2 separate regions of the Mus musculus genome follow, and region 2 is linked to region 1. Evidence: chromatin loops called from intact Hi-C (ENCODE). Cell type or tissue: heart. All regions are shown on one strand. Links, peaks and the distances in the headings refer to the core of each region. The heading gives the core; the rest is flanking DNA.

Evidence for each region. A loop is a pair of places that touch in the nucleus more often than their neighbours do. Peaks named below come from ENCODE experiments on the same cell type or tissue, not always from the same donor. Only the 100,000 strongest peaks of a DNase experiment are listed, where the experiment ranks them.
Region 2: a loop joins it to region 1, with 2.8 times the contacts of the local background. A loop is called at or near these places in 5 of 42 quality-filtered maps.

Annotation. Positions count from the first base shown.
Region 1 is chr17:24,422,977-24,438,568 of GRCm38, reverse strand. Eci1 (enoyl-Coenzyme A delta isomerase 1) reads right to left here and starts at 11,886. Exons shown (of 7, transcript NM_010023.4): 1 at 11,827-11,886; 2 at 11,630-11,716; 3 at 5,309-5,436; 4 at 2,245-2,391; 5 at 1,228-1,349; 6 at 959-1,137. The coding sequence starts at 11,866. It overlaps Rnps1 (RNA binding protein with serine rich domain 1), which reads right to left. Exons shown (of 9, transcript NM_009070.2): 8 at 14,026-14,167; 9 at 12,671-13,483. The coding sequence ends at 13,384. In heart, for the core only: a CTCF peak has its summit at 1,227 (motif pointing right); a DNase peak (open chromatin) is centred at 1,218.
Region 2 is chr17:24,170,824-24,177,961 of GRCm38, reverse strand. Tbc1d24 (TBC1 domain family, member 24) reads left to right here. Exons shown (of 8, transcript NM_173186.4): 8 at 1-2,531. Among named protein-coding and RNA genes, the nearest start is that of Atp6v0c, 4.9 kb to the right of the region's middle. In heart, for the core only: a CTCF peak has its summit at 4,366 (motif pointing left); no DNase peak of the experiment used is centred there.

The DNA of each region.
Region 1 (15,592 bases), core at 59-2,558:
AGCCAGTCTCTGTGGCTCAGGATGGTCTTGGATGTGTAGCACTTCTCTTTTAGTCCCCTGAGTGTTAGGATTACAGGCACTGCCACTATGCCTGCCTCTTAAAGTTTGCTGTGTTTTATGTCATGTCTAGGGCTTGGCACACAAGTCAGTGGTAGAGAACACAAATGGGGCCCCAAGTTTCAGCCCCACAGTCCCACAAATAGCTGATATGTTCTTTTCCTTGAATTCTACTGACCACATTTTCCAAATCAGTAAATGCTTGGTAGTGCATGGAGGGACTAGCAACTGGCTCCCAAGAGAAGAGCGTTTCAAGGAGGCCTGCCTAGACTCTTTATAATTTGGGAAATCTATGAACTTAAAAGTTCAATGTCGCCGGGCGTGGTGGTGCACGACTTTAATCCCAGCACTCGGGAGGCACAGGCAGGCAGATTTCTGAGTTCAAGGCCAGCCTGGTCTACAGAGTGAGTTCTAGGAGAGCCAGGGCTACACAGAGAAACCCTGTCTTGGAAAACCAAAACAAATAAACATGTCAATGTCTGAGCTGGTGGCACATGCCTGTGTTCCAACAAGGAGAGGTTCCAGATCTGAAGAGATGGGGTAAGTAGGTTGTCTCAGGAAAACTTTAGCTACACAGTGAGACCCTGTCTCAAAAAAGTCAAACACCAAAACGTCTTGGTGTCCCTGCAGTTTCACCACATTGGCTGTATGACCAGCTGTGTTCTGATGGCTTCCCTCCTTCTGTAAGAGCCCTACTCAACAGCAGTCTCCTGACCGGTAAAGCTCACTCCTGTGTCACAGCATCACGGAAACAGACCAAGAGCACAGACTACTGTCCCAAATCCCAACTTGTGAGGAGGACTTTTGGTTTCACCAGGGTGGGTCAACCAGAATGAGAAAGGGCTTCCCTTAACCAGCCACTCCAAAGCTGCATGGAGGGACTAGCATGCTTGCTCCTTACCTGGGATAGCTAACCACTTGGTCATCACTGAGCGAGCCTTGCTGTGTACCTGATCCTCAGGTACCACCTCATCCACCACTCCCACCTTGAGGGCCTCTGCTGGTGAGAAAAGGGTCCCCAGCTGAAGGGCACGCTCCGCCTCCCGGTGCCCGATGGTGTTCACATACATGTCTTTAAACCTGCAATGAAGACATCGTTTACCTCTGAGCCATGAGGGGATGTTCCACCAGAATGCAAATATAAAGTATGGGTGCAGTCCTTTGTATTACCAGAAGGGGGCAACAATGCCCAGCAGGCTCTCATTCAATCCTATAGTATATTTGGGGTTGTCAGCCATAACCCTGTAGTCACAGCAGAGAGCCAAGAGGCACCCTCCAGCTGGAGAGGCTCCCTGCAGAGAGAAAAGAATCGGTCAGGAGGTGTTCCAGTAATATTCCTTAGGCAGGGCAGAAGGCGCTCACACTTGCAAGGGATAAGAGGTCAGAGCTCACGGCACGGCACTGGGCCAAGTATGTTTGGTAGTTATGTAAACTGCGACTGGCACCTCAGGGATCAGGGCTGGGGTCTTAAGAGACTCAAAGGCTTTGCCATAGGACTCTTTAGCATTTGGGGGGCCAAAAATTTCCTCAGAACAGCAAGTTGCTTTTCCTTTTGCAGCTTTCACCTGATGCTAAGACAGACCTGTCAGGCTGTAGAGCTGTTATCACACAGAGTGACCAGTATGCTTGGGAACCCCAAAATGGTAGTGTCCTCCTTGTGTGACCCTCATGCCCCCTAATGAGACAAGTCATCGTGTTTTCTCCAGTGTCTTACATTCTCTTTTAGCTTTCTCTCTTCAGTCTCTCCTTTCAGCTCCCATGGCTCTGATCCTTACAGCCACGCCAACTTAGAGAACTCTGAGTTTTCTTTTCTTGATGGTTGTTATTTTTCACCCTATTTTTTATTTTGGGGCACTTGTTTTCAAGACTGGGTTTCTCTGTGTATCTCTAGCTGTCTGTCCTGGAACTTGCTCTCGCTTTGTAGAGTTGGCTGCCCCAGTGCTGGAACTAAAGGTGTGCATCACCCGCACCTGGCAAGAAGTCTACTTTGCGAGGCTGAGCCTCAATCCTTTTTCTACTGCTCGATCTTCCCAGGGTCAGATAGAAACATCACTTCCTAAGTATAGATCTGCATAGGGCTCATTCCAGCTATCCAGGCCCTGGTTCCCATTCAGTGGCCTTTTCTCTGCCGTGTCTGTCTGGTCCTCCGAGAACTGTGGGTGTGTGTGTGTGGGGAGGGGCACTCACATTGATGGCAGACACTAAGATCATGTTGGACGTGTAGAGTCTCAGCCACAGCTCCTGCACGTTCTTCCAGTACTCAGCATAGTGGGCTGGGTTCCGGCCATACATCTCCAGCAAGTCCAGGCCAGCTGAGAAGATACCCGGGCATTCCTGCGGGGAGAAGGCAGGGTGGGGCCGTGTTTGGCTGGTAAGAGGGTGCTTCCATGGAGTCCAGAACTGAGGGGTCAAGGACACAGCCTGGACTGACTGCTTTCTGGGATGTCTGTCCTTTCCTAACTTCAAACTGGAACAGGTAACATTGGGTACTGCTCAGAGACACACAGGTACCAAGCTGTTTGACACCAGAGCACACTCGTGCTCAGTTCTGTCATCCCTGGGTTTAGGGGCGCAGGCTCTGATCTAACTCCCAAGGTTGAGCAAGGGCAGAAACAAAGTGCCAGGGCAGAAGAAAGATCTAGAACAACATAGCAACACACGTAGACCCTCAGTTGCATGTTTCAGATCTGATAGCTACCAAAGTAGGTATGGGGAGAACACAGCTGGAGGAAGCGCCAGTGGCTACAGGGAAGTGGCAAGGACAGAGCCATGTGTTGGGGTCAGGACCAAATCCTGGGAAATGGCTCAGGAGAATCCCAACTGGGGAGCTCCCTCTACAAGGGCTCTCAGCCAGGGCTTGAGGCTCGGCTCGGAGATTTGTTCAAGGGCAGTGCTGGAGCAGCAACTAGATAATTTGCACCTTTTGTCAGGTGAGGGAGTGGACAGACAGACAGACAACATCTGTGACTCTGGAGTCCACAGTGCAGCTGAGTCCATTTTTCCTGGGTATGAGCTGACCCACAATACTTGTGGGCTGATCTCAGTGCTTTTATGAAATGCATCCCTTTTCTGTAAGGTAAAAGACTCAAATTGTGCTAATCACAAGCCCCAGCCCCACCACCAACATCCCGTCTCTCTGTATAATAGACCCGGCTGTCCTGGAATTCATTATGTAGACCAGGCTGGCCTCGAACTCAGAGACTGCCTGCCTCTGCCTCCCAAGTGCTGGGGTTAAAGGTGCACTACTATGCATGACTGATTCAGATGCTTCGAATGAGACTGGGTACAGTGGGCTTGTGGGTCATCTCTACTGTGGGTAAAGGATGGCAGAAGAGACAGGGCTGACAGGACAATGGCCACATGGAGTAATAACAACAGGAACAACAAAAAACTGGTCTTGGTGGCAAATGTCTGTAGTCTCAGCACTTGGAAGGTAGCAGCAGATTTAGGCTTTATTTTTAATTTTTTATTGATGTGTATGAGTGCTTTGTCTGCATGTGCCTAGTGCCTGCAGAAGCCAGAAGATGGTGTCGGGTCCCATGGGGATGGGGATGGAGTTCTAGATGGTCGTGAGAAACCTGTGGGTTCTGGGAAGTAAACCAGGCCCTCTTCCAGAGCAGCCAGTGCTCTAACCACTGAGCCACCTCTCCAGGCCCCCGGAGGCAGATATCATGGGAGGAAGAGTAAAGCACTCTAGGTGATGCCTATAGATTTATCCTATAGAAGGGTTCTGAGCCTTCTAAGTCACATTCAAACTCTTACCTCTGGGCTCTGTAAATATGGCCTATGTACACATTGTCTAGTGCTGATTCCCACAAATAGTATCAACTCCATTTTCTCCTGGCATCAGGGAGAGTAGAAGCAGCAGCAGGAGCTGGCTGGACTGATGATCCCATTAGCTGGAAACCTAGCTGGCCCACGAGCACCCCAGATGAACTATTTTCTCCCTCCATTCAGCTGACACTGTCTCCTCTATCCTGGGGGCAGTTACCTTTGTCACTGTCATCATTCCCGAGAACCAGCAGTCATAACACAAACATCAAACCCGTTATCTGTGTGATCTGTCCTAATTACAGCATTCTCTTTCCTTTCCCTCTGGTTGTTTTTGTTTTTGTTTTTGTTTTTTTTTTTTTGAGACAAGGTTCCCCATATAGTCCTGGCTGTCCTGGAACTCCATCTGTAGACCAGGCTGGCCTCAAACTCACAGAGATCGTCCTGCCTCTGTCCTTCCTGCCCTCTGTCCCGAAATCCGAGTTCTCTTGCGTTTAAGACGCAAGCCACAGCCATCGGATATATGGAAGGTCTGATATGCTCTCTATTAGTTTCTTAGGATTTAATCACATGGGCGTCACATACCCAAGTAGGCCTTGATGTAGACTCTCAGCTTCCTTCCTGTCAGCTACGGTAATTACTGCTGTTAGGACTGCAGCTCCAGTCCCCAGCTGACTCGTTGCACGTCCTAAGAAAGCGTAACTGCTATGCTGCGCCCCAGACTTTATTTCCTGATGACACTGGGGCCTCGCAGGAACTGCTCTAGCCACCTCTTCACTTGAAGCTGTCCCTCGTGGCACTAACTGCTCATTTCTCCTATGTCTTCTCTCTAGTGGCCCCTTCTGTCCATCGATTTCCACTTTTTTCAGGGTACAGTCTAGAGGACACATAAGCAAAAGCTTATTTTAAAATTGCATTTGGCCAGGTGTGGTGGCGCACATCTTTAATCCCAGCACTTGGGAGGCAGAGGTAGGTGGATCTCTGAGTTCGAGGCCAGCCTGGTCTACAGAGTGAGTTCCAGGACAGCCAGGGCTAAATAGAGAAACCCTGTCTTGAAAAACCAAAAGAGAGAGAGAGAGAGACAGAGACAGAGAGAGATAGTTTTACCAGAAGCATTTTACAGAGACAGTTTAAAGAAAGAAAAAGCTAGACACAGATGAAGACAGAATTAGCCAAGAATGAAAAGGAGGCAGAAGATTAGAACAGACTGCCAGAGTTAGAGGCCAAGCAGAGCAATTCAGAAGCTGAGAGAAGTCAGATTTTAAACCTCCAAGACAACAGTTACAACAGAAAATAAAAAATACTTTCACAGGTAAAGTAAAAAGCCTGGAAACCTGCTTTCCAGGAAACTGTCCTAGAGGTCCCTAGTGGTGATTAGGGGTGCCTGGTGACTCAGCCCTGCATGATAGAGGGCTCCAGATCTTCCAGGTTCCTACTCTTACCGCAGTCAGGCTGGGGTGTGGCTTGAACAGGCACGTACCGACGTGAGGATGACACCTCGGATGCTCTTGTCATTTTCCAGCTTCTCCAGGCTGATGGTGAACTCTGTGAGACACTCCAAGCTGAGGGAATTCACGGGAGGGTTCCTTAACTTCATCACTGCAACCCCTAGTTTAGAAAAGAGGGGGTCCTCTCAAGGGCTTAGCCCAGGCCATACCTGCCCACCCCTGGTTCCTAGTCTGGCTACAGTAACTGCAGAATTTAGAGGTTTATAGGCAGGCCAAGTGGTGGCACAGGCCTTTAATCACAGGATTCAGGAGGCAGAGACAGGTAGAGCTCTGAGTTTGAGGCCAACCTGGTCTACAGAGATAGTTCTAGGACAACCAGGGTCACACAAAAGAACCTTGTCTTTAAGAAAATTACCCCCCAAACAAACAAACCAACCAACCAAAAACCTTCACACTCCTTCAGCCTGGTGTGGAGGTGCACACCTTTGATCCTGGCACTCAGGAGGTACAGAGGCAGGTCTCTGGGTCTGAGGCCAGCCTGGTGTTCAAAGCAAGTTCCAAGAAACTGGTACCACACACAGAAACCCTGTCTTGAAAGACAAACAAACAAACAAAACTGTTCAGATAGGAGCTGGCACGATGGCTCAATGGGTAAAGAAAATAAAGGATGTGGGAATTGTGGTTTCTGGTGAGGTTGCAGATGGTGAGTCTTGTGTACCCAAGGACAGCTTCAATCTGCTATTGTGGCTTCACAGAGATCTCAAATCCCCAAATAATCTCTCTCTAACCTCCTGAAGGGTCAAGGTTAAGAGTTGTCTCAGAGCCGGGCGTGGTGGTGCACGCCTTTAATCCCAGCACTCGGGAGGCAGAGGCAGGTGGATCTCTGAGTTCGAGGCCAGCCTGGTCTACAAAGTGAGTTCCAGGACAGCCAGGGCTATACAGAGAAACCCTGTCTCGAAAAACCAAAAAAAAAAAAAAAAAAAAAAAAAAAGAGTTGTCTCAGGCCCCCAAGACAATGTCACTAGCCCTCTCGAGAACAAAGACTCTGAAGCTGCCTGTAGTACTTGGATACGGGCACCCAAGCATATGTTAGATCACAGATGACCCTTCTCATCCTAAGGCAGGGGACACGGACACAGACACCATCACGACTCTTGCCCGTCCTCCATCTTTAGAGGTCATGGCAACCTAGAAGGCAGAACTAATTTAGGGAGAGGTGTGATGCTCCCCTAGCTGGAGGCGCAGAGGAGAATTTGCCAGAAATTTCTAGTTCCACCAAGGGCAGCTGTACGGGAGGACCTGGGACCACCAAGGGCAGCTGTACGGGAGGACCTGGGACCACCAAGGGCAGCTGTACCGGAGGACCTGGGACCACCAAGGGCAGCTGTACGGGAGGACCTGAGACCTGCTGAGGCCGGCACGAGGCTGCCAGGCTGTCAGCTCTGCTCATAGAGAAAGCCTGACTTGAAACACGGTTTGGTTCTGAGGCTTTGAGCTGCACATTCTCACCCAGCACGACAAACAGCTTGGCTCGTGGTCTAAGCGCCACATCCAGCCTTTTGATACTGCAGCATGTCATTTACAATGTTCACTTCCAAGAACCATATAATGGGGCTGGAGAGATGGCTCAGTGGTTAAGAGCACCGACTGTTCGTCCAGAGGTCCTGAGTTCAAATCCCAGCAACCACATGGTGGCTCACAACCATCTGTAATGGGATATGATGTCCTCTTTTGGGGTGTCTGAAGACAGCTACAGTGTACTTACATGTAATAAATAAATAAATCTTTAAAAAAAAAAAAAGACCTGTATAATGGACCTTGGTGAGGTTACCAGACAAGATGGCAGCCAACCACAGTCATTGAAAAATTTTGAAGTGTGATCATCACCCCACATACACAGAGGCACACACAGAGAAACATAAGTAAAATTTGAGATTAAACTAAATGCATAATAAAGTATCTGTCTATCTGTCTATGCTACAAAAGAGAAACCCTGTCTCAAACAAACCAAAAGTAAATAAATAAATTTATGGACAACAAATAAAACAAACAAGAAATGTACAACTAGTTACCAAAACAAACAAACAAAGAACAAGAACAACTCATGTGTTAGTTAGTTTACAGTTCCTGTTAGGGTGTCCTTGGCTACTGCAGCCCATGGGCTATAGGGTGGACACATCTGAAAACCATGACTTCAAATGCAGGCTTGTTCCCTGCTGTCTGCTCCTGGGAGCTGAGGCAGCCACTCCTGGATCCAGCCCTCTACATCCTGGACCCTCCAATAAATCTTTTATGAGATTTGCTGCCTGGTGGGACTCTCTCATTGGAAGAAGACGAGAAGCAATGAAGAGCCGAAGGGAGAGAAGGAGTGGGGGGCTGAGGCTCCTGAACTGCTCAGCTCAGCTGGGGATCCCCTCCCCTGGGAGCTGCAAGGCCTCCGCTGAGGAGGGAGGCTTCCTCTCAGAGTTGTGTGGTTCCTGTCTCAGGGACCATTGGGACATTGTCCCATCTCACAGCTGTGTGGTTCCTGGGCCCCTATGTCTCAGAACGCCCTTCCACTGGGACACCTTCTCCCTTCAGAGCTGTGTGGTTCCTGGCTTCCAAGTCCCAGGCTGCCCCTTCCACCTGAGCAGAAAGTTACATAGGCCAGTGGGCTCCATGAGACCCTGTCTCATACAAACAGTCACATTAGAATGGGCTTTATGTTCAATAGGACTGCTGTCCTTAGGAAAGGAGAGGTACAAGGAGAAGGCCATATAAAGACAGTGGCAAAGGTCTGAGTTGTAGTTAAAGCACTTGACATCTGAGGATAAGGCCTGGGGGTCAGATCCTAGAACCCACAAACAGGCTGGATACAGGTCCTCACTGGTGATTCCAGCACTTTGTAGGTAGAGACAGGATTCTAAAAGCAAGCTAGATAGCTGTACCAACTGGAATTTGCAAGCTCTGGGGTCACGGAGAGACCCAGCCTCAGTGGAGAACAGGCACATGTGTACACCCTTACTCACCCCCCCACCCCCCACCACAGAGTAAAAGGAGTTCCCACAAGCTGACGGACACCAAGGGGTGGGGCAGTACCAAAGGCCTGACGATGCGGAGGAGACCCTTCTGGAGGCTTCAGAGGAGGCACAGTCCTTCCCGTCCATGGCTTTGGACTTTACAAATCAGCCCAGTATGCAGTATTCTGTAACCACAGACCTCCATTCCAGTCACAGGCCACCCAGTCCTAAGGGCACCTAAGACTAAGATCATGTGGCCTTTGAATGGCACCTGTCTCAGGCCCCTGAGCGTTCTCCATTTTTCCAGTATCCACAGGTGACCAGTCCACCTGCCTGGAGATTCGGGGCTGGTGAGACACCTACTTTAGTTAGAGGTAAAGGTTTCCCTGACACCCCAAACCTCACAGCACTGTAGCTGCTTGCCACTTCCACTGGGAATACACTGCACTGTTGCTCCAAGCCTCAAGGACACCAAGGAGTCGGCAGCAGAGACCGATTGATCTGTGCCATGACTTGGATGTCTTGCGAGATGGCAGTGGGCGGAGCGCTCCTGACTGTTCAGATTGGCCTGTTCTTAGATCTCTCCTGTCTTTAATTCATCCGTTTGTGCAATTCCTCTTGCTCTTCTGCACTAGCAATTCCCAACCTCTCAGACCCAGAGATGCAAAGGTTTCTAATGGGGGATTAGCTCACACTCGCTTAGCCACCGCAGTAGAAAATGCTGGGGTCCGGTGCCCTTCCACTGCCCTTGGCTCCTTGTGCATGCACGTTATTTGTAGTCTAAGTGCAGAAAGCCAGGGCCAGTCTCCAGGGGTACTGGCTGCCAATGAGTACTGCTGCCTACGATCATGTGGTACTGCTGAAAGGGCTCCCAAATCACAAGGGGCTTATCAGCTGAGGCCGTAGGTGGGTTGTTAAGACCTTTGATTTAAGAGGGAGAGGTAACTGTGGCCCAGTTACAGGCTGCACAAGACAAACACCTCAAGTTTAGTTGGAAGGAAAATATCTGAAAAGTCTGGCAGGAGGGTGGACACTAGGGGAAAGGTTACGAGGCAAAAGGAGAACATGAGCTGACAAAAGAGAACAGATGAACTTGGTCACTGTGGGAGTAGAAACCAACTTCTTGGAACAAGGTGCATAGCAGATAAACTCTTGAATGGTGGGTTGAGCAGAATGCCCATTGGAAGCGCCTGCTAGGCAACACTGGAGAAATGGTGAAACAGGTCAAAAAACCCATCGTCATATCAAGTGAACCTCTGCCAAAAAGACCCTGTGTCAACTCAGAAAGAGACTATTTCTGTGCTAGCAATGTTCACAGTCTTTAGGGTGTTTATGTGCTGGGGACTTAAAAGTGTGAGCTAGAAGAAGCTGGAGAGATGGCTTAGTGGTTAAGAATACTGGTTGCTTTTCTAGAGGACCTGGGTTTGATTCCTAACACCTACATAGCAGCTCATAACTGTAACTCCAGTTCCAGGGGATTTTTTTTTTAAGTTTTCTTTTTAAGAATTATTTATTTAAAAAAAAAAAAAAAAAGCCGGGCGGTGGTGATGCACACCTTTAATCCCAGCACTTGGGAGACAGAGGCAGGTGGATTTCTGAGTTCGAGGCCAGCCTGGTCTACAAAGTGAGTTCCAGGACAGCCAGGGCTACACAGAGAAACCCTGTCTCGGAATAAAAAAAAAAAAAAAAAAAAGAAAAGGAAAAAAAAAGAAACACACACACATACACACAGACAGACAGAGAGAATTATTTATTTATTTTATGTATATGAGTACACTGTAGCTGCCTTCTGACACACCAGAAGAGGGCATTGGAACCCATTACAGATGGTTGTGAGCCACCATGTGGTTTCTGGGAATTGAACTCAGGATCTCTGGAAGAGCAGTCAGTGCTCTTAACCTCTGAGCCATCTCTCCAGCCCTTCAGGGGATTTTAACATCCTATTTTTGGCCTCCACAGGCCAAAACATACAGGAAGGCAAAAACAAACAAACACCAAAAATCCTCCAAACCCACGTACATAAATAAAATAAATTAAAAAAAAAAAAGAAAAAAGTAAAGTGTGACAAACACTTGTGATCACAGCTCTTGGGAGGTAGAGGCAGGTGGGTTAAGTCTCAGCCACACAGTTACATGAGTTCCAGGCCAGCCTGGGATAAATAAAATCCTGTCTCAAACAAAAAAAACCAACAAAAACCCCATAAGCTAAAGGGACATATGGACTTTTAAATTTTGCCTTTGAAATATAGGGACCATTGGCTCTACAAAACCAAAAAAAAAAATAAATAAAACCAGTTGCTATTTTACCTTTGCTTTTTCACTAGAGATACATAAGTTACGTACTTATTACTTAAAATTATATATAAAATATATAGGTAAATATATACATGTAAAAATATATGCCACTACCTTATTACTCTAAATTGTGATGACATCTACATGATAGTCTAAACATCTTGTCACCTTTAAGTGTATAATCCACTGACTTTGCCATGGTATAGTTTTTACTGCTACCTATTGTAGTATTTTTATTTATTTCCTTTTGTGGTACTGGGATTGAAGCCTGCAGGTCTGGCACTATTAAGGCACTTCTTTCTCTCTCCAGTGCACTCATATTCTATCACTCTGGGGGGGGGGGAATCCAGACTTTGCAGACTTTGACCTCCATGTCTAGGTTGAATGCTCCCTCCCCCTATAGACTGTGATCCTAAGCTCTAGCCCTAGCTCTGTCCTCCCCTCCCAGGTTTTTCTTCCATAAGTGCATTGTCACTGTCCTGGAAAATTACAATCTCCCCCTCTCCCCGCATCGTCACTTTAAAAAACAAAACAGCACAGGAAAAGCAGGCTCCAGCCGTAGCCCAGGTTGGCCTCAACTTCACCATCCTCCTGCCTCTGCTTGTGAGGGGAGGTGCTTCCTTCTGTTGTGGGCAGGGAGCGACCCAACATTAACTAGGAAAATGTTGCTGTGCCACATTCCAGTATTAGGAAAATATTCAAAAACGCTCCCAATCATTTTTGTGAGATTTTTGAGACACTGTCTCACGTGGCTCAGACTGGCTTCAGCTGAGTTTACAAGCATGAGCCACCGCCGCAAGCTATAATCATTCTTAACTAATAGTTTAAGTAACAGACCATAACTTTAGGAACTTTAACCAAAGCTTTAAAAACTCACCCATTCTGTCATTTAAACCGCCCGGTATGAACTTAGGTTTTAATCAGAATCTGAGTTTATGTGAGCTTATGCTCACTCCCTGCTTTTGGGAATTCCAAGAGCTCATCGTCAGCCCGACCTCACAGACCGTGTGGGCTCGGAGCCCGAGGACATGAACGAGATGTGGCCCTCCCTCCCTCTCACCTGCCGGGCCCTCCGTCTCCACCAGCACCCGCTTGTTAGCGAAGCGCCGCGCGCCGTCCACCGCTTCCCTGCGCCCGAGGCGGGATCCTGCAGACAGCCCGGAGCACGTTAGCAAGCACGCCCAGACTCTCGCCACCGCCGCCCGCGCACCCAGCCCTGTGAGGCCCTGCACCAGCGCTCTCGCCCGGGCCACGCACCCGCGTGCAGCAGAAGGCGACGCGCAGCAGCCAGCGCCATCTTGGATATCAGTGGGGACTACAGAGCCAGCGGCTTCGCTTCCAGCCCGGCCTTGCAGACTCCTCCTCTCCGGCCGGCCCCGCCCCACAAGGCCAAGGTTAGCCAGTCCGCAGCGTCCAGAGGACTGGGTTTCCCCTGTGCCAGTTAGGGCAGGGTGTGTGTCCAAGAGTGCTTTCATTCTGCTGGGGCGAGCTGCCAGAGCTCAGAGGCACTTGCAGAGCTGGGATTAGGACCATAAATCAAGGCTGGCACCGTAGTGAAAAACAGACGGCCTTGCCAGCACAGGGGTGACTGGGAGGCTTTACCTAGGCTATTTGCCCCAAATAGTGCATTTTTATTTGACTCAATACTCAAGGGGCACAAACACAAGAAGTCTTCCTTTTATTCTTTTTTTTTTTTTTTTTTTGGTTTTTTGAGACAGGGTTTCTGTGTAGTCCTGGCTGTCCTGGAACTCACTCTGTAGAGCAGGCTGATCTTGAACTCAGAAATCTGCCTGCCTCTGCCTCCCAAGTGCTGGGATCAAAGGCGTGCGCCACCACGCCGGGCTGAAGTCTTCCTTCTTGGTTAAGACTTTTCTTCTGTGGTGCACCAGTATGAGACAGAAGAGAGAACTGTCCCTCCCAGTTTTCCTGCGGCGGCAGCATCTCAGGCAGAGTCAGCTTCTGAGCCCCAGGCCGTCTCACCACCTGTCCTCCTGGCTTTTAGAAATGCCACTTTGGGGATTAAACTCAAAGTGAGTTCTTAGTTGAGTCATACAAATTATGACTCTTCTGGACTAAGACAGACAGTAAAACCAGCACTCAATTTGCATTCTAATCCTAGGTTTTATTCAACAGTCCTTTCACTCTACACAAGTACAAACACAACCTTATCTAAAATGCTACAAAGTTATAAAACTCAAAACAAATTTTATAGTACTGACTGTACAATAAAAGCAAAAAGGGGCAATGTACACACTGCCAAGGTTAACCTGCAACATCACCATGAATGGCAGGTGACAACGGGGTGGGGTAGGTTTCATGAGGACCCTGTAGAACTGGCTCACAAATTCTAGAAAGTAACAGAGACACGGGGACAGAAAGGTAACCATTTGTGGAGGAATCCTTCAAAGGTTTTAGCCCTCTAAGTTGAAGCGTACTCAGCAGGGCATGGTCGGCCGAACAGAAGAGCAGTGTGGTCCTTTGCACAGGTGTGGCACAGCGGGGGCTAGACCAGGCTGTCTGGTTCTGGGTCATCTGTGGAAATCCGTGTGCTGCCATAGGTTCCAGCTGGCTCTGCTACCAGCCTATCAAGAACTGAAGGGATGAACTTTCTAGCCAGAAAACTACAGGGCACCTCTATGGGAGCAGCCGTGAACCAACAGTAGCTCTACAAGCCAGAACCCTTCTGTAGAGGAGATATCTCAACTGCTGTACCCAGTAAGGGATCCTTCTCTACAGACCCTCACTTGGCTAGAGAAAAGGACAAAACAGAGTCTGGGGAACATAAGTTACAGAGGTACGAATCAATGTCCCTGCTTATCGGGAGGAGTTGGAGCTGGATCGGCTCCTGTGGCGGCGGCGGCCAGGAGAGCGAGACCTCCTACGCACAGGGGACCTGCGTCTTGGGGATCGAGACCTGTGGGAAGAGAAGCCTGGTCAGCCAAGAGTGCAATATTCAAACAGCACAGCTATGGGACAGACTGGCCTTTCTAAGACAATTCTTTTTCTGTTCACAACCCCAAACGGTGGCTTCTGCTATGTCTCACCCGAAAGCCCCCCCCCCGCCCCCTTCTGGTTTTTCGAGACAGGGTTTCTCTGTATATAGCAGGCTATTCTGGAACTAGATCCACAGACCAGGCTGGCCTCGAACTCCCAGAGATCTGCCTGCCTCTGCCTCCCAGGTGCTAGAGTTAAATGCGTATGCCACCCTGCCTGAAAGACAGAGGGTCTCTTGGGACCCACGACAGCACAGACTCTTGAACTGGTTCCTTGGAAGGGACTCACCTGCTTGTCAACACCACAGATTTTGACTGTCCTTTCTCTGGCCAACTCCCAGTACCACATGCTGACCTGCTTTCTACATCCAACCCCAAAGGACTAAAAGTTACCACAGCCATTTAGGTTTATAAAACCTACAAAGCAGCAAGCTGGCTTAAGGACAATTCCCAATTGACTCACCTTCTCCTCATCCGTGGGGGTGACCTACGCCACATGGGAGGTGGTGGAAGCATCCTCCTAGGGGGGCTGAATCGCCGAGGTGGTGGCCGAGGCCAGGGTGCCAACACAGCAGTAGCAGTGATCTCTTGGCCATCAATTTGTCCTGTAGAAAACAGGAACAAAACCATAAAATTTCTGACTAACATATAACATAGCTCACTTGTGGTGTGGCAGTATATGCCTGAAATCCCAGCATTCAGGAGGTAGAGGCAGGGGAGGACCCTTAATTAGCTTAGGCAACATGTACTAGCTCAAAATGAAACAGGACAGGCATGGTGGCCCATTTCTTTAATTACAGCATCTAAGAAGTAGAGATAGAACAGAAGGATCCCGGAGACTCAGTAGCCACCTTGTTGTACAAATTAAGGTCAGCCCAGCTAGGAGTATGTAGGGAGACCCTGTCTCAAAAACAAAGACCCCATCTATGTCAGGGAAGTCAGCAAGTCAGGTCAGCATACCAGGCAAACAATCCCAGAGCCCACAGCAGGAAAGGGCAGGAGTCTAGGAGACTGACTGGGGCGCTGGAGCAGCTGCGTCTTCCCAGCACACAGACTGTGAAGGATGTGCTGAAACCTGCTAGACTAAAGGCACGGAACACCAGCCAACAGTGACAGGACAGCACAGGGTCATGTGCAGAGTGGGGGGCCTTGAGGGTCAGGAAGGAGCCACTAGAAGCTGGGCTTCCTTCTGCTTTTTGAGACTGGGTCTCCCACATAGCTCTGGCTGTCCTGGAACTCACTATGTGGACCAGACCAACCTGGATCTGAACAAATCCATCTGCCCCTGAACTGCTGGGATTAAAGACTTGCACTACCAAACCCGGCCTTGACTTCCCTTCTAAGTCGGTGGGAAGCTCAGGCTGTTGAGCTCAGCCTGGGGGCACCTGCTTGAAGACTTCTGCAGCATTCTATAAGAACTAATTTCCAAACAGACAGAAGGAAAAGTTTACAAGTGATCTCAAAAGTAGAGAGAAAAGCACTGCAGGACACAAACCCCAGGAACTAAGAGTCTCAGAGAGAAAAAAAGCAAAGAACACCAAGGTACAGAACACCTAACGGCTAGTCTCCGACATCTAGGGTTGGTCCCGAGAGCACAAACCTAGTTCAGTGTTAACAAGGGCCACATGAGTAGCCAGAGGCTAATTCAGGTACACTCTCTTTACACTCCAAAGGTTTAACATAACTTATCCCAGTCTAAGACAGCTGCTGGCTCTCACCCAAACCAGCTCCAATGAAGAAACTCACTGTAGTAACTATCCAATACCAGGTAGATTTAAAAAGTGATTCATCAGACCCAAGGACGTAGGTGGCTCAAGCTGAGCTTCTGAAACACATAAGGGAGCCTAAAGGAGCAGCTAAGTACCACAAAACAAACATACTCAAAAGCAATCATTAAAAAACAAAACAAAGCTGGGGGTGGTGGCGCACGCCTTTAATCCCAGCACTCGGGAGGCAGAGGCAGGCGGATTTCTGAGTTCGAGGCCAGCCTGGTCTACAAAGTGAGTTCCAGGACAGCCAGGGCTATAAAG
Region 2 (7,138 bases), core at 3,215-5,714, 260 kb after region 1:
CTACCACTGAGCCATGCCCTCAGCCCTACATTTATATATTGAACTGATTTTCAGTTTACATCAGAATTGCTGAGATGGAATTTATAGACTCTCATCCACTTGTCTACTATAAACATCAAAAAACAATTGGCCTAGTGGCAGACTCTTAATCCCATTATTCAGAAGGTAGAGGTAGGGGGATCTCAGAGAGTTTGAGGCCATCCTGTTCTATGTAACAGGTTCCAGACCAGCCAGGGCTACATAATAAGACCTTGTCTTAAAAATATATATGTATATGTGTATATACACATACATACATACATACATACATACATACATACATACATACATACATACATGGGCTGGGGATAAAGAGAAGGCTCAGTAATTAGAGCACTGGGCCTTCCAGGGTACCCAAGTTCAGTTTTCAGTATCTATATGATGGCTTACAACTATCTATAACTCAGTTCCTAGGGATCTAAGCCCTTTCTTGGCTTCTGTAGGCACTGTGCCAATGTAGAACACAGACACAGTCAAAACACTCATAAACATAAAATAAAAATGAAGGGAAAGATAAAACAGACATTATTGTGGTGCAGTGCCCCTGACTGTACAGGAATACATGCAGTTTTACAGAGACCTGCTCTCTCATATCTTCACTAAATCTAGAAAGTTACAGATTGTACTAGTTGTTTTGTTTTTAAGTCACTATTGAGGTTGAAGTTCTGTAGCAACTACCTCAGAGAGGGCTAGCTCCTCCATAGCTCTATTCAGGTCTGTGTGACAAAGTTGTTATGTCAAGCATGAGTGCCAAACAGGCTTTACACTTCTTTCCCCACAGTATTTCCATCAGGCTGGAAAGCATATGAAGTGTAAAGGATAATTTTGGTATTAAGATTCGTATCTGGGCCTGGTGTGTGTCTATAATCCCAGCACATGGACGGTAGAGGCAGAAATGTCAAATCATCTTTAGCAACAGAACAAGTTCAAGCTAGCTATGGCTACAAGAGACCTGTCTCAATAAACAAACAAACAGACAAATAAATGGAGTCTTTTATGACTTCCCTTGTTACATCAATCTTTGATTGTGCTGTAGGTGTTAGATGCAGTGTCTCATGGCTACGTTGTTACAGACAAATGATACTTGTTTGAAGGCTTGGTCATTTATTGATCTGCATGGAAATTGTGAATACTGTATGTAGGACTAAGGAAGCAGCCAGTGGACACATGGATAGGCTAATCTGTGACATGTCAGGAACCAACCACAACAAAAGGAAGGCATCCATTGGTGTGCTGCTTGTCTGCTCTGCAGTTGCTGCCTAGCCTATTTTCCTATGTGAAGAGACCAGAGCACCTCTGCTGTGCATTATACCACCACATTGGAGATGCGCTCAGGAGCTTATATGCTGAACTCGATGGCTCATAAGAGCACTGGCTGAGTGGTGCCTTAGTTCCAGTACTCAAGAGCCAAAGGCTGGTGGGTCTCTGAGTTCAAGGTCAGCCTGGTCTACAGAGTGAGTTCCAGGATAGCTAGGGCTAAACAGAGAAACCTTGTCTCTGGGAGTAGGGTGGGGGAGCATTGTCTGCTTGTCTGGATAATCCCGGTTTGATTTCCAACACCTAAATTGTGGTTCACAACCATCTGTTACTCCAGTTCCAGGGGATCTGACACCCTGTTCTGGGCTATTTGAACACTGCATGCAAGTGGTGTACAGACGTACATGCAGGCAAAACACAATAAACATAAAATTGAAATATAGGTTTAAGCCGGGCATGGTGGCACACGCCTTTAGTCCCAGCACTCGGGAGGCAGAGGCGGCAGGCGGATTTCTGAGTTCGAGGCCAGCCTGGTCTACAAAGTGAGTTCCAGGACAGCCAGGGCTATACAGAGAAACCCTGTCTCAAAACAACAACAACAACAAACAAAGAAGAAAGATTTAAAAAAAGTTTGTAAGCTGAAGGCCTAAGGAGAAGTTCCAAAGCATAATTTTGCCTTTTAAACCTTGTAGTTATGGATTTTGACAAATGGCCACCAATTAGAGGAGTCACACTGCACTGTCATCTCAGCGCTCAGGAGACTGAGGCAGGAAGATTGCAAGCATGGGGCTGGTCTGACCTAACAGGGAGTTTTAGGCTGGCCTAGCTTACATAAAGACCTTATCTTTTAAAAAAGAAATAGGGGGCTGGAGAGATGGCTCAGTGGTTAAGAGCACTGACTCCTCTTCCAGAGGTCCTGAGTTCAATTCCCAGCAACCACATGGTGGCTCACAACCATCTGTAATGAGACCTGACGCCCTCTTCTGGTGTGTCTGAAGACAGTACAGTGTACTACACTGTATACTAAATAAATAAATCTTTAAAAAAAAAAAGAAACAGAAAACAATGTGGTCCCCAGCTGACCATCGGAGTGTCTGGATGAGTAGCCAGCATACTCGTGCTTACAAAGCAAAAGTGTGGACTTGCAGCAATATACAACTTTGTGATGTGAAAATAAGTGATTTGGTTAGTGTTAGTATGTTTCCTAAATAAAGTTAGTATCTGTTGAAGAGGTATCTTTGTACATCTGTGTCATGAGAGTACAGGGTGGGAGGCTCGTCACACCTTTCTCGCAGGATATACTGTTTACCTCTTGAGAAGGAATAGACCAAGGATCGATCAAGTAGAGCTAAAGCGACGAGGCTGCACAGAGGCAAGTATAGCCTCTGCTGGATTTGCACTGCCAGCCACAGCTTCCTGACCTTGCTTTTCTGCCTTTTGGTCCTCACAACTCGTCATTTGGAGTAAATGGAGAAGGACCACTGTCAGGAATCGTCATCACATATCTCCAGTCATCTTGGTTCCTGTGAAACAAAACTCAGTATCAAAAGGCAAACTCCCATCTCTCATGCAAAAGGAGACTGTTTTACTCGGACATTTGTATAAGTTAATAGTGACATCTTTCCTAATGCCTTGTATACCTCTTTAAATACTGTTTTACTTTCTTGCTTGAAACAGAGTGTCCTAGAGTACCCAGGCTGTCCTTTAACTCACTCTGTAGCCCAGACAGACCTTGAACCAATAGCCCATCCAAGTAGGGGAGATTATAGGCCTATACAACCAGGCCTAGCAGAACATTTTCCTTTGAACTCTACACAAATGCCAACTACCCTGCCTGGTTCCTCCCTGTAAGACTTGTGGGCTCTGTACCTGCAACTCCTCTGGGACCCCACTTGCTTCTCCATGAAACAGCGGCAGCCAACTTCTCTAGTTCTCATCCCCAGATTGGCCACAAGGGTAAATATGGCCTGTGGTCTGCTCCTTTGCTGTCTCCTAGTACAAGGGCTTTGCTGTGTTGCAGGTTACTTCAGAGGATGCTGGGAGGCCTAACCCAGTTTGTGAAGTGCTTGTCTACTAGGCCAGCAGAGACTTGACCCTAGGACTACACTAGCATTGCTCCAGTGAGCACTGGTTTTCTGCAGTTCTTCACAGGAATCCAGAACCGCTGTTTGTAGGCTGTTTACTACTGCTCAAACACCTTCTGGTGGAAGACTGGGCTCTGGTGTAGCTCCTAAAACACTGCTGCTTTCCTGCCCTCCACCCTCCGGGGCACGAGTGCTGGACATTGCAGAATAAACAGCTGCTGCACTGCTGGTTTGGTACAGGGCATCTCCAAGGTTTGTCCTGCACTGCCAGCATTCCCTAAACTTGCTCTTTCCTCTTACTGTCAGTGCTCAGGACCATCCTGTGACTGGCACTGAGTCATGGACAAACACAAGGAGCACACCTGTGAGCTCAGGACTTGGGAGTTAAGAGGCCAGAGGATCAGGAGTTCAAGGCCAGCCTAGGCTACATTAAGCCTCCCACACATGTACACAAAGAAGAAAACTGGGTTGCATCTTTTTCCTGTTTTAAACATTTTCATCTTTTTTTCTTTTCTTTTTTGTTTTTCAAGACAGGGTTTCTTTGTATAGCCCTGGCTGTCCTGAACTCACTCTGTTGACCAGGCTGGCCTTGAACTCAGGGATCCATCTGTCTTTACTACCATGCATGGAATTAAAGGCATGCGCCACCACACCCTGCAACCTTTTCATCTTTTAAGACTTAATTTAGGGATCAGCTTTTTCTGGGTCCTCATGACGGAGCCCCAGATCCTCCTTCTGGGCACACATCCCTTTATCTAGCAAACCCATTTCTGGCTTCCTTTGGGAGATTTGTCCAGGGTCGCGTGTGCTCCCACAACAGGCTCCCAGCTCAGCATTGCTTTCCTGATAGTGTGTTCCCACTACCAAGTGGAGAAACATAGGGTCAAAGACAGATTGGGGTTTATTCAACACCTGACAACCAGCTTCCAGAGCCAAGGTTACAGTAAACTAATCTCCTATGCCCCCTAGTGGCAGAGCTGCCTCACTGCCTGCCTGTTTATCTTCAGCGTTAAGAACCAATCACTCTTGCACTCTTGAAGTTTGGAATTTTTGCTAGAAGGAAGGGTTTCTCTGTCTCTAGAACCATTGCCTTGTAAATATGTATCTAGTGTCTCTCTTGTGGTCTGATACATAGAAACAGTGTAGATTTGCAAACCATGTGATATTCAAACTTATCGAGGAGCCCAAGCAGAGCAAGACAGATTCTGTGTTTATTGGACTTTATTAGTTTTTATTTTATTTTAGACAAGGTCTCCATATGTAGCTTTGGCTCTCCTGGAACTTGCAATGTAGACCAGGCTGACCTTGAACTCCTAGAGATCCTTTTACTTCTGAGTCCTGAGTGCTAAGGCTAAAGAGTGTGCCACCACGAGCAGCAGGGGTTTTTATTTCTGTGGGTGATCACCTGCACATATGCCCGTGTGCCATGGGACCAGAGGATGGCGTTAGACTCCCTATAACAAGTTACAAGACAGCCATGAGCTGTCATATGGATACTGGGACTAAAACCCAGGTCTTCTTCAAGGGCAGCAAGTGCTCTTAACCGTTGAGCCTTCTCTCCAGCCCTCCCTGTTGTTATTTCTTTGATCCGTAGTCTATAGGTATTTATTTCTGGTGCTAAGAATTAAATCCAGGACCCTATGCACGCTGCTAAACACACACTCTACAGTGCCACCCTTATGTCTGTATAGCCCAGGCTAGCCTCAAGATTTCCCATCCTGTTCAGCCTCTTAAACACTGGGATTACAGATGTCCACTGCCATACATGGCTCAACTAGTTTTTAGTTTAATTTTTTTTTTTTTTAAAGAACAAGCTGCCGCCGGGCAGTGGTGGTGCATGCCTTTAATCCCAGCACTTGGGAGGCAGAGGCAGGTGGATTTCTGAGTTCGAGGCCAGCCTGGTCTACAAAGTGAGTTCCAGGACAGCCAGGGCTACACAGAGAAACCCTGTCTTGAAAAACCAAAAAAAAAAAAAGAACAAGCTGCCTTTGATCATGTTCCATTTTTCAGAATAGTACCGTTACCTATGCTATTTAATGTTTCCACCAGCCATGTCTGGGCCACACGTGGTTCTATCTCACCCAGGTTCCTCTCTCTCCACCCCCATGCCTTTGTGGTGGGTTGGAAGGAGGCTGCTGCAGGGCTTTTCCTGGGTCACACGGTTCTTGATGTTCCTGTAAAGGCTACTGCTTCTCCCTCCCTGTCTACTTCCCTTCCCCCTCCCCTTGTTCCTCCCATTTTTTCTCTTTTCTTTTGTCTCACCCCCTTTTTTTTTGTTGTTGTTGTTTGGAGACAGTACAATGTAGCCCAGGTTGGCCTCGAACTTAACAGTCTTTCTGCCTCAGAGCCCATGGTGCTGAGGTGACAGCTGTGTACTCTCAAGCCTGGTCTTTCCTTCTTGGGAATAGCTTCCCTGGTCTTTCCAGTTTACGGCTGTTTGGGATGTTAAGAAGTGTCTGAACTTCTCTGCCTCCTCTCTAGGACCTTTGGAAAGTGCCATCGGCTGTTTAAGGAGCCCAGCTTCCATCTCTGTCCCTTTCCTTATGGGTCTCTGATGTGCATTTCCAAGCCCCTCCCTCTCTGTGTCTGGAAATCCCCACTGACAGTGACAGGCCAGAACTCATGACCTATGATTTCATGCCAAGGGGGAAGTAACAGTAAAGGAGAAGGCAGGGATGCACTCTTGTGGTTTCTTTCCTAGAGTCCACTCAGAGTAGAGGCCCTGCACAGTGCCTGGAAGATCTGGGTGGGAGGTTTGAAATGGAACGAAGTGAGAGATGGTGGCTCACCTGGTAGTTCAGCCACTAGCGCGGGCCCTAGACCAGAATTGTAATTCCTTCATTTGTTAGCTGGTGACTGGAGGAAGGCTCTTAGTCTTCCTAGGTTTGTCTCACTAACCAGTGACTAAGAGTAGGCATGACAATAACCTCAAATGCCTCAGCATAGGCCCTGACATATAGTTAGGTGCTTAGCTCTGTTACTAGGGTGGCCAGATCTGGGCACCCTACTGGATGTCTGAAAAAAAAAAAAAGTCACAACAACCTTCGATGCAAGGGCCAGAGGGGGACACTTAGGGGAGGGAGAGGAGAAACATGGGGGATGTCAGGAGGACTTCCTGTGGGAAAATGGGTTCTGAGTAGTAAGTAAGGAGACCTGGGAACTGGTGCTGGAGGATAGCAGACAGCAAAGGGAAGCGCACCAAGAAGGACCTACCTAGCACATGATTAAGCAGCAAAGAATTGTGGGATATTAAGTGCTGAATAGAAAACAAACCAAGGGCCGGGCATGGTAATCCCAGCACTTGGGAGGCAGAGGCAGGCGGATTTCTGAGTTCCAGGCGAGCCTGGTCTACACACAGAAACCCTGTCTCGAAAAACCAAAAACCAAAACCACCACCACCACCACCAACAACAACAACAAAAAACCCATGGGGACTAAAGCAAGGTTCTGTGGTTAAGAACACTCACTGCTCTTGTAGAGGACTTCTGTCCAATTCCCAGCACCTACCTGGCATCTCACAGGCATTACTAACTCTAGCTCTAGGGGATCTGACGAGCTCTTCTGACTTCTTCAGGCTCTAGGCACACAGGAGAAAGAGAGGGGGAGAGGGAGGAAGCACTGGAGATAGCAGTACCGAGGCCCTGTGTGCTGGCTTAGAAAGGAAGTGTGACCTTGGCAAGGGCAAGGAGTTGGAGAGAGACAGGGTGAAGGCGTGGGGGCAAGAGTGAAGATTCCTCTTTTCAAAAGTCAGAATGGAG